Regions from separate parts of the Mus musculus genome. Here region 1 is linked to region 2. The links are chromatin contacts, found by POLR2A ChIA-PET in ENCODE. All regions are on one chromosome and are shown on one strand. Each heading gives the region's core, a stretch centred on a gene start or an enhancer-like site at or near the end of the contact. The rest is flanking DNA. Distances are from core to core; before and after follow the strand shown. Region 1 holds the start of Khsrp (KH-type splicing regulatory protein). Region 2 holds the start of Gpr108 (G protein-coupled receptor 108).

Region 1 (4,574 bases), core at 1,881-4,380, 220 kb after region 2:
ACTCTCTAGACCAGACTGGCCTCGAACTCAGAAATTTGCCTGCCTCTGCCTCCCAAGTGCTGGGATTAAAGGCGTGAGCCACCATGCCCGGCTCTCTCATTTTATATGTATGAGCACAATGTCGCTGCCTTCAGACACACCAGAAAAAGGCATCAGATCCTATTACAGATGGTTTTGAGTCACCGTGTGGTCGATGGGAACTGAACTCAGGACCTCTGGAAGCGCAGTCAGTGTTCCTTCTCTTAAATCTTGGTTTTTTTAGACTAAGACAGCATTTGGATGCTGGGAACTGAACTTGGGTCTTCTGCAAGGGACAAATGCTTTTGACCTGGGAGCCATCTCTCCAATCCACTGTTTTTGTTTGATCCCGACACCCAGACAGGATTTCTCTGTATAGCCCTGACTGTCCTAAAACCCACTCTATAGACCAGGCTGCCCTCAAACTCAGAGTTCCAAAGCCTGTTGTTTTTTAAGATAGGGTCTCACTATGTAGCCTTGTCTGAACTAGAACTCAGTATGTACATGGAGGCTAGCCTCAAATGTAAAGAGATCCTCCAGCCTCTGCCTCCTACTGCTGAGATTAAAGGTGTGTGCCATCGTGTCCAGCTGGTTTTGATTATGGGATTGGGTTTTAGTATGCAGCCTTGGCTGTCCCTGAACTTGGAGACCCACCAGCCACTGATTCAACACTGGAGGGACTAAGGTGTGCACCACCATGCCTGTCTTGACTCTGAGTCGGTATCAAGAGCATTCTTGCCTCCTTTCGCAGCTACTCCAGTGCCTGTGGCAGAAGTTGGGCAGGGACATGAAGGACCCCAGTGGCCTCGTCAGCCTGTCATCTGTAACACTGTCCACGACCTGTGGCCAGATGGCCAGTTACCCACTGACTTTGGTGCGCACAAGGATGCAGGCTCAAGGTCAGCCTGGCTCCAGGAGCCATTACACATAGCTGTTCCTTGCCTCATTCCAGCTCTCTGTATCTTTTCACCTTTCCCACCAACTTTCAGCCTCTCTATAACCCATTTAGAACACCTTTGCTAAGTACTGAACCCACCAAAGCTTATGCTCACCCCTAATCTAACCCTAGCCCTCAAGTTAACATGCCTATCACCCATCACTTGGAAAGCCAGCCTCAGCTACTTTGAGGCTGGGGCTCAAGGTACAGAGTGTGCCTTATATGCATGGGTTCAATCCCCAGTACCACATGAACTGGGTGTGATAGTGCTGTTATTCCAGTAGGAGGTACATGCAAGGGAATCAAGAGTTCAAAGCTAGCCTCAGCTACATATGGAGTTCTAGGCCAATCTGCACCATATGATACCATGTCAACATACATACATACATATATAACAATAACCAAATGATCTCTACAACATTCCCTCAGTGTGATCAGATCCTTCACAGTGAATCTCACATCATACCCAGTGCTGACCTTGTCTATGTCTATCCCCAGACACTGTGGAGGGCTCCAACCCCACCATGCAGGGAGTCTTCAAGAGGATACTGAGCCAGCAGGGCTGGCCGGGGCTGTACAGAGGCATGACACCCACTTTACTGAAGGTGTTGCCAGCAGGCGGCATCAGCTACCTGGTGTATGAAGCCATGAAGAAAACCCTGGGTGTACAAGTCCTGAGCAGATGACCTGCCCTGAACAAGAAGAGAATGGAAGACCCAGTGTCCCTGAGTCTCAAAAAGCACTCCAAGGCTCAGGCTTTAAGGCCATTTTGGTTTGCAAAAACCACCCAGGACTCGGATTAGAAAAGCGCTGGGAGTCCTCCAATTGGGATTCTGAGTTGGGATTCCAGCCGGGTTTTTGCAGGCTTGTTCAAGAGAAGATGCAGACAATGAATAAAGATAGTTTTGGACGTCTGTGTCTGAGATTAGCTGGTTCTGGGTGGGAGCTGGGAGATGGGGTGTATCGTCTAGGGTGCTTGCCTAGCATTTATGAGATCCTAAGTTCAACCCCCACCCTGACGACTTGGGGATCAGGAGGACCTGAGATTTTGGGGTCCAGGCTAGGAGCTCTAGGGGTCTTGAACTCCGGTAAATGGACCTGGGACTTCTGGGCCCAGGGTGGCAACTGGAAGTTTGGACTCCTGTGGGAACTTGGGGTTCCTTCTTAGTCCAGGGTTGGGAGCAGGAGACTTGGACCCCTGTGGGGGGCCTGGGTCGAGGTTGGGAATAGGCTTGAAGTTTGAGGAGTTGGTGTCATGAGTCTTGGAAGTGAAGGTCCTTTGAGGGAAAATCTTCACCCAATTTCGGGCCACCACTCCCCCCACCCCCCAAGGCTTCGGGCAGGCCACGGGCAAGGCCTCCCCAAGCCAGGCTACTGGGGCGCTGACTTAAGGTCCTGCCCATAGTTCCGGCTGCTGAGCACTACCTCCCACGTCCTCTGCCACTCACTTCTGCTCCCACTAATCCGCTCCTGCCGCCTGGTAGCGGGTTCCACCCCAATGCAGATGCGCTTTCACTGGCTCTCAGCAAGCGGGCACTATTACTTCTGTTACTGCTATTTGTCCACAGAGGGGTCAATCATTGAACGCTTGCCCTTGTCGCTCAGCCATTGGCTCAGAAGTCAGAGGACAAGGATTCTGAGAAAAGTCACGTCCAAATCCAAGCGCATCCTCCAAAATGCTTCGGGGACTGGATCAAATGACTGCCAATCTTAGCAAGCACCGCCTCCTAAGTGTATTCATTAGCTGGTGTTGACGACTATCTTGCCGAGCGCCCGCCCAGCTCATCCCAGAGAATTTTCATAGGCTCCGCCCTCAAGGCCACGTGACTGATCAGAGCCGTCACTCTCATCCTAGAGCCGCCCCGAGAAGGTGGAACTCGCGCTTCATTGGGCCTCCTGACTTCTCGCGTGACTTCCAATTGCCCGCCCAGCGCCAGCAGCCCTGGGCTTATTGAGTCCTATCTTCGTCAGTCACACCGCGCCTCCCGCCCCCTGCATCTTCCGAAGCTCTGACTGGTCGCCCGGATTTACGGCCCACGATTGGCGGGCGTAGAGTGGTAGCCGTATACTACTGGCTGTTCCTCGGCGTCCGTCAAGCCGGTGGCGGGAGGAGGTGCCCCTCTTCCCCCTCCGCGACCCCCCCTCCCCGTCGCCTTCCCAGCCGCTGGCTTCCCATCGTGCTCCGCGGCCGTGTGGAGCGAGGCCTTGTTCCCGCGTTGAGCCGCCGCCGCCTCCGCCTCCTCAGCTTGAAGCCTCCGCACCAAGCCCGTCCCCGCCGCGCCATGTCGGACTACAACACCGGAGGTCCCCCGCCCGGCCCGCCGCCTCCCGCTGGCGGCGGAGGGGGAGCCGCGGGTGCGGGAGGAGGCCCTCCGCCGGGCCCGCCGGGCGCGGGAGACCGGGGCGGCGGAGGCCCTGGCGGCGGCGGCCCGGGTGGAGGAGGCGCGTCCGGGGGCCCCTCACAGCCTCCCGGTGGCGGCGGCCCTGGGATCCGCAAGGACGCCTTCGCCGACGCCGTGCAGCGGGCCCGCCAGGTGAGGGGGCCGCGAGGGCGCGTGCGCGCGCGCGGGGGAGGGGGCAGCGGCGCGCGCGGGGTCGCGGGAGGGTCACGTGGGCGGCGGGCTCGGGGCGGGGAGTCTGGGGCCGTCACGGTGTGAGGGTGACCCTCTGCGTGCGTGTAGTTAAGGGTGCGTTGAAGGGGGGATCTCCGAAAACTAGACTTTGCACTGGACGGTTTCTCTTGGGTACCAGGGCTTGCAGCCTTTGGGGTCCCTGAGACCCACCCCTGTACTTGCACCAGGTCTTCTCTATTAGGAGGGTTGCAGCTTTGGAGTTCCCACGATTTTTTTCCTGGGTGTACTAGAGGATTCCTCTAGGACCCATAAAGGTTGCAGTCTGGGACAGTGTCCCCAAGAGCCACCCCCCGAGCTTGCACCCGTTATTTCCATTCAAGATATAGGGTTTGCATTCTGAGGACCACTCTAAAGTCCAAGACTGTTTGTGATTTGGAGAGGTCTCCTAGTTTTCCAAAGGCCTGAGCTTGAATGTTATGAGGATGTCCCCAAGAATCACTCCTGGGTTTTCACTTAGGCACCCCCTTAGGACCCATGGGGTTCTAGAAACTGAGGCAGATCTGTAAGAGCAATTCCTGAGTTCATGAAGGATGGGGTCAGAGATGCTGTGAGACCCCTCTTTGAACCCTTGGAGTCTTAGGGTCCCCAAGGGCTTCTCAGGGTTTGTAAAGTTGCATCGCAGGATGGTAGGAGACCGCTATTCAGAGACCTGAGGGTTCAGAATATATTAGTTCCCAAGACGGAGTCCTAGGTTTGCACAGGGACTGAGCTTGGCCGTATACTTAGAAAGTGGGGGGGACCCATCTTAGCACACATTTGCACCCGCCCAGAAATTCAACTCCCTTTTAGAGGATCTTGCTTTACACACCATTACTCCTATTTTCAAGTCAAAACAGGTCCCCTGGCCCATTTCTGTACCTTCCCTAGGAAGGGATTTGGTAAGGGGTTGGGAGAGTTCTTTCTGATGAAGAGAGGACCGACCCTTTGTTAGAGAGCCTGGGCTTTGGGATGAGGTGGGGAAGGTGGACACGGGATCCTGCTTTTTA
Region 2 (3,969 bases), core at 362-2,861:
AAAGTACGCCTCGATTAATTTTCAAAATTTGTACCCCATATTTCTCTCCTCTGCCATCCCAAACTATTCATCCTTTCCTTTCAACTTCGCATTTTTTTTATAAAGGGTCAAGAGATCAAAACCCCAAATCCAAGCAGTCTTTCCCACGTGTCCCCACTCCATGGCAGGGAAAATCTGTGGTTGGTCATTAGGCTCTTGCGGGGACCTACTCGGCTCCAGAAATCTCCATTTCGTCTCACTAATAGTCTGTTTCCCTCCGGCCACAGAGATGGGATGACTTCGATCTTGCCCAGGATGCACATCCAGCCAAGGCCAGGTCCATTAGCACCCCCCAACACCACCGCATCCTGACTTCTCTTCCTTCCCGCCAGAGTCTCCTCTGAGAAACAGAGGACAGGTTGTCCTTTGGGCACCGTTCTGGGCTAGGCACACACTCACACACACACACACACACACGCATGCACGCACAGCACCGCGCACTTGCACTTGACTACACATTTTCCAGCCTCATTCAGTATGTAAGGCCCAAATCAGAACTGCCTCTAGATTCTGGGACCCTGGGGCTTAGGATTTCGGGTCCTCCCAATCATAAAAGTCCTTTCACGCCTTGTAAACCCCCTTAAGGCTCCCGGATAAAAGGGAAGAGGCCCTGTTGGCTCCCACCCCACTCTCCCTGGCTGTAGGTGCTTTCTCCGCCGCTACGCAAGTGTCAAAACACCATTGTGTTGCAGCTAGAAGAGCAGTCTAGACTTCTGAGGAAAGACGCCCTGGAGCCAGTGCTGGAACTGAGGCTCCAATAGGCCTTGGCCCCACCTGCTGGTGGCTTGTGGGCTAAGCTCTGAGATGTAAAGTGGGGTAGAGGGATGGTGGAGGAGGGTGGAGAAGGACTCAGAGTCCCAGTGACGAAAAAGGTATCACACTACGGTGGGAAGCTTCGCGCCAGGGTCAGCAATCTAATTAAGAGTTGCAAGCTACAACTAGGATCCAGCAGCTGGGACTCTTCCAGATCTGAGGACTCAGTAGGAATTGAGGAGCCTATGTTTCAGTTTGAAGTAGGGAACTCAGCTGCTGCAAGGTTACGCCTAGGGCGGAGTCTTCAGGTAGGACCTACAGCGGCATTCAGCCGAGGATTAGAGATCAGCATAGTGCGAAGAATTTTAGGCTTTTCGGTGGCCCAGCAAAGTTGAAACAAGGTAAGCTCATAGACGCGTACGTTGACTAAGTCTCCACTTCTGGCCGGGAGCAGGGTATCGGGGAAGTGAGGGGTGGGAGAGGAAGTGCGTCCTTGGGAATACTGGGAAATGTAGTTTATGCATGCTTCGTTGCACGGATCTGCTCCCTCTATATTCTGGGTAATGTAGTCTTGGACCGTTAAGAGTTGCTGAAGGAATTCCGCTTTAAGGGACGGATATGGGTTCCTGGATCATTGGTGAATCGTCCTGTTCCTCAAACTACATCCGGGACAATCTGTTTAGCGATTGGAGAGTATGAAAGCCGGGGCTGAAAAGGATAAGCACGCCCATTTGGGAGGCCTTCTGACAATCAAAAGAATCTCAGTTGCTAATTGGGTGACTAGACCACGTCGTGCGACTATTGGCTGAAAAGTGGGTAGGCCTTATCAGGCGTCAGAGGCTGTGTTCGGGGGGCAGTCGCAGCCCCAGAGATGGCAGTGAGCGAGAGGAGGGGGCTCAGCGGCGAGAGCCCAACGCAGTGCCGATGGGGATACTTGTCGCTGCTGGTGCTGACGCTGAGCGGCTGCTCAGGCCGTATCCACCGGCTGACTCTCACAGTGAGCCCCGCAGGCTTGGCCTCGTTGTCTCCCCCCATAGCTCCGCCGGTGGATGGAGCAGCCGCACCCCCCACTGCAGGCCGCTAGTGGTCTCGTCCCGGGGTCTCCCCGCCCGGTGCTCGTAATGGGTTGGCCTGGCTTAGAGGGCGGGGCTTCATCTCCTGGGACCCCTGACTCCTGGCGCTTAAACTTTCAGGGAACACTTGGTAACAACCATAGGACCTGGGAGGAAGGGGTACCACCTGGTAGGATCTTCCTGGAATTCACTTAGGGGAGTGACAGGAGACTACTTTCAAAATTTAGCCCAGATAGAATCGAAAACTTTTCTGGAAAGTCGAAACTAGTCACACCAGCCTATGTAGCCCGCTCTCGGGGTGGTGCACGTCTATATGGGGACTGTCATGGGGTTGCCAGGGTTTCACCCCATGGACACACAACCCCACCCTCTAGCTGCCTCGGACTGAAGTAGGAAAATGTCACCAGCACCAATACGATGTACCCAGGAAGGCTTTCTCACATGCTCCTGTCCTGAATAAAAATGTATAGAGACGCTCAGGGAAACACGCCGTCGTGCTGGACTTGGTGGGGAGAGTGCCCTTGTGCCACTGTGTCTTTGGTTTCCTGCAGGGGGAGAAGCGAGCTGACATCCAACTGAACAGCTTCGGATTCTACACCAATGGTTCCCTGGAAGTAGAGCTGAGCTTACTGCGACTCAGCCTCCAGGAGACAGAAAAGAAGTTGCCAAAGGTGAGGGGGCTCATGGGAGGACTCAGTGTGCAAGTTCTGGGATTCTGTCTTAGCTCTGTCCCTCACCGGTGTGATCTGTGGCCAGTCTCATAGCCTTCCCCACCTGTCACCTAAGAATGAATACAGTGTCTCATGCAGTCTGGGTTTGAGGGTACAGATTTGTCATCTTAGTGTCCCTGCTGGCTTAGGCAGGAGGATCAGAAATTAGCCAGCCAGTATATATGTAACATATATGCATGTATATAATGCATTTTAATCATACACGCTTCTCCCCCTAACTCCTCCAAAATCCATTCCCACCTTCCCAAACTCCTCCCAATCTCATGTCCTTTAAAAAAAAAAAAAAAAAAAAAAAAGATATGGCCTCACTATGTAGCCCCAGATAGCCAGGAACTCTGTGTAGACCAGGCTGGCCACAGACTCAGAGATCTGCCAACCTCTGTCTCCCAAGTGCTGGGATCTAAGGCCGGTGCTCTTGTTTGTTTGTTTGTTTGTTTCTCCTGGGGCCACACCCTCACTCACTCAGCATCTATCAGCTAGCTGTCCACAGCTCCCCAGTTAGGTGTAGGGGTTCAAACACCCCTCTTCCCTCCATGCTGGAATGTTGACTGACTCGATCCTGTGTGGGCAACCACAGCTGCTGTGAGTTCATAAGCAACAGTCTGCTGTGTTCAGAGGACAATGTTCCCCTCTTGCCCTCCTCAGCCTCTGCCTTTACAGTCTTGACTCTTCCTCTTCCTCTTTCTCTTCCTTTTCCTCCTCCTCCTCCTCCTCCTCCTCAGTTTCATTCCCTGAGCCTTGGGTGAAGAGGTGTGATATAAATGACCCATTGGGAGTGGCCTTGTGGTTTTTTTGGCAGAGAGGTAATGTTCAAGACAGGGTCTTGGAACTCAATATGTAGACCTTGAGCTCACAGATCCACCGTCACAGTGCTGGGATTAAAAGGCGTGCACTCCTGCGCCTGGCAAGCAGCCTCTCCTGACAGCTTCTCTTATGACAGGGTCTCATATAGTTAGTCTCAAAGTCAAGCCCCTTCTGCCTCAAGTCCAGAGCCCTTGGAATTGCAAGCGTGCTCTGTTCTGCCCAGCACCATTAACCTTTTAGGTGGGTCAAACCAATCAGGAAGTGCATTCTGCATGAGCGTTGTGGGTCCAGGATGGGGCAGGACATTGAGAAGCTAGCACATAGTGGGTGTTCAGTACCTGTGAGATGAGCCAGTAGCGGTGCTGCATGCTGAGGCAGCAGTAGGGTTGCTGCAAGTTTGAAAGTTCAACTCCAACCTGGACAATATGGTGAGTACCTTACCACCCAGGGCGACCTGGCTAGTCCCTGTCTTGGAGCAGAGCAGAACGAGGCTTCGTTTCTTCTGCTGCTGAGGACAGTTTGGGAGCCCTTCCCTTCTCCTCTTTTTCCATCAGGTGGGGTTCAGCTTG

The links. ChIA-PET counts read pairs that join two places held with the same protein, here RNA polymerase II (POLR2A).
Region 1: POLR2A ChIA-PET joins it to region 2 with 30 read pairs in embryonic stem cell. The contact joins the promoter of Khsrp here to the promoter of Gpr108 in region 2. POLR2A ChIA-PET finds 5 or more read pairs at or near these places in 3 of 5 experiments (Patski and embryonic stem cell).

The regions. Positions count from the first base shown.
Region 1 is chr17:57,030,063-57,034,636 of GRCm38, reverse strand. It overlaps Khsrp (KH-type splicing regulatory protein), which reads left to right and starts at 3,130. Exons shown (of 18, transcript NM_010613.3): 1 at 3,130-3,489. The coding sequence starts at 3,238. Slc25a41 (solute carrier family 25, member 41) reads left to right here. Exons shown (of 7, transcript NM_175333.3): 6 at 770-917; 7 at 1,454-1,865. The coding sequence ends at 1,641.
Region 2 is chr17:57,245,331-57,249,299 of GRCm38, reverse strand. Gpr108 (G protein-coupled receptor 108) reads left to right here and starts at 1,611. Exons shown (of 17, transcript NM_030084.4): 1 at 1,611-1,789; 2 at 2,417-2,536; 3 at 3,955-3,969. The coding sequence starts at 1,664. It also overlaps a transcript of Trip10 not described here.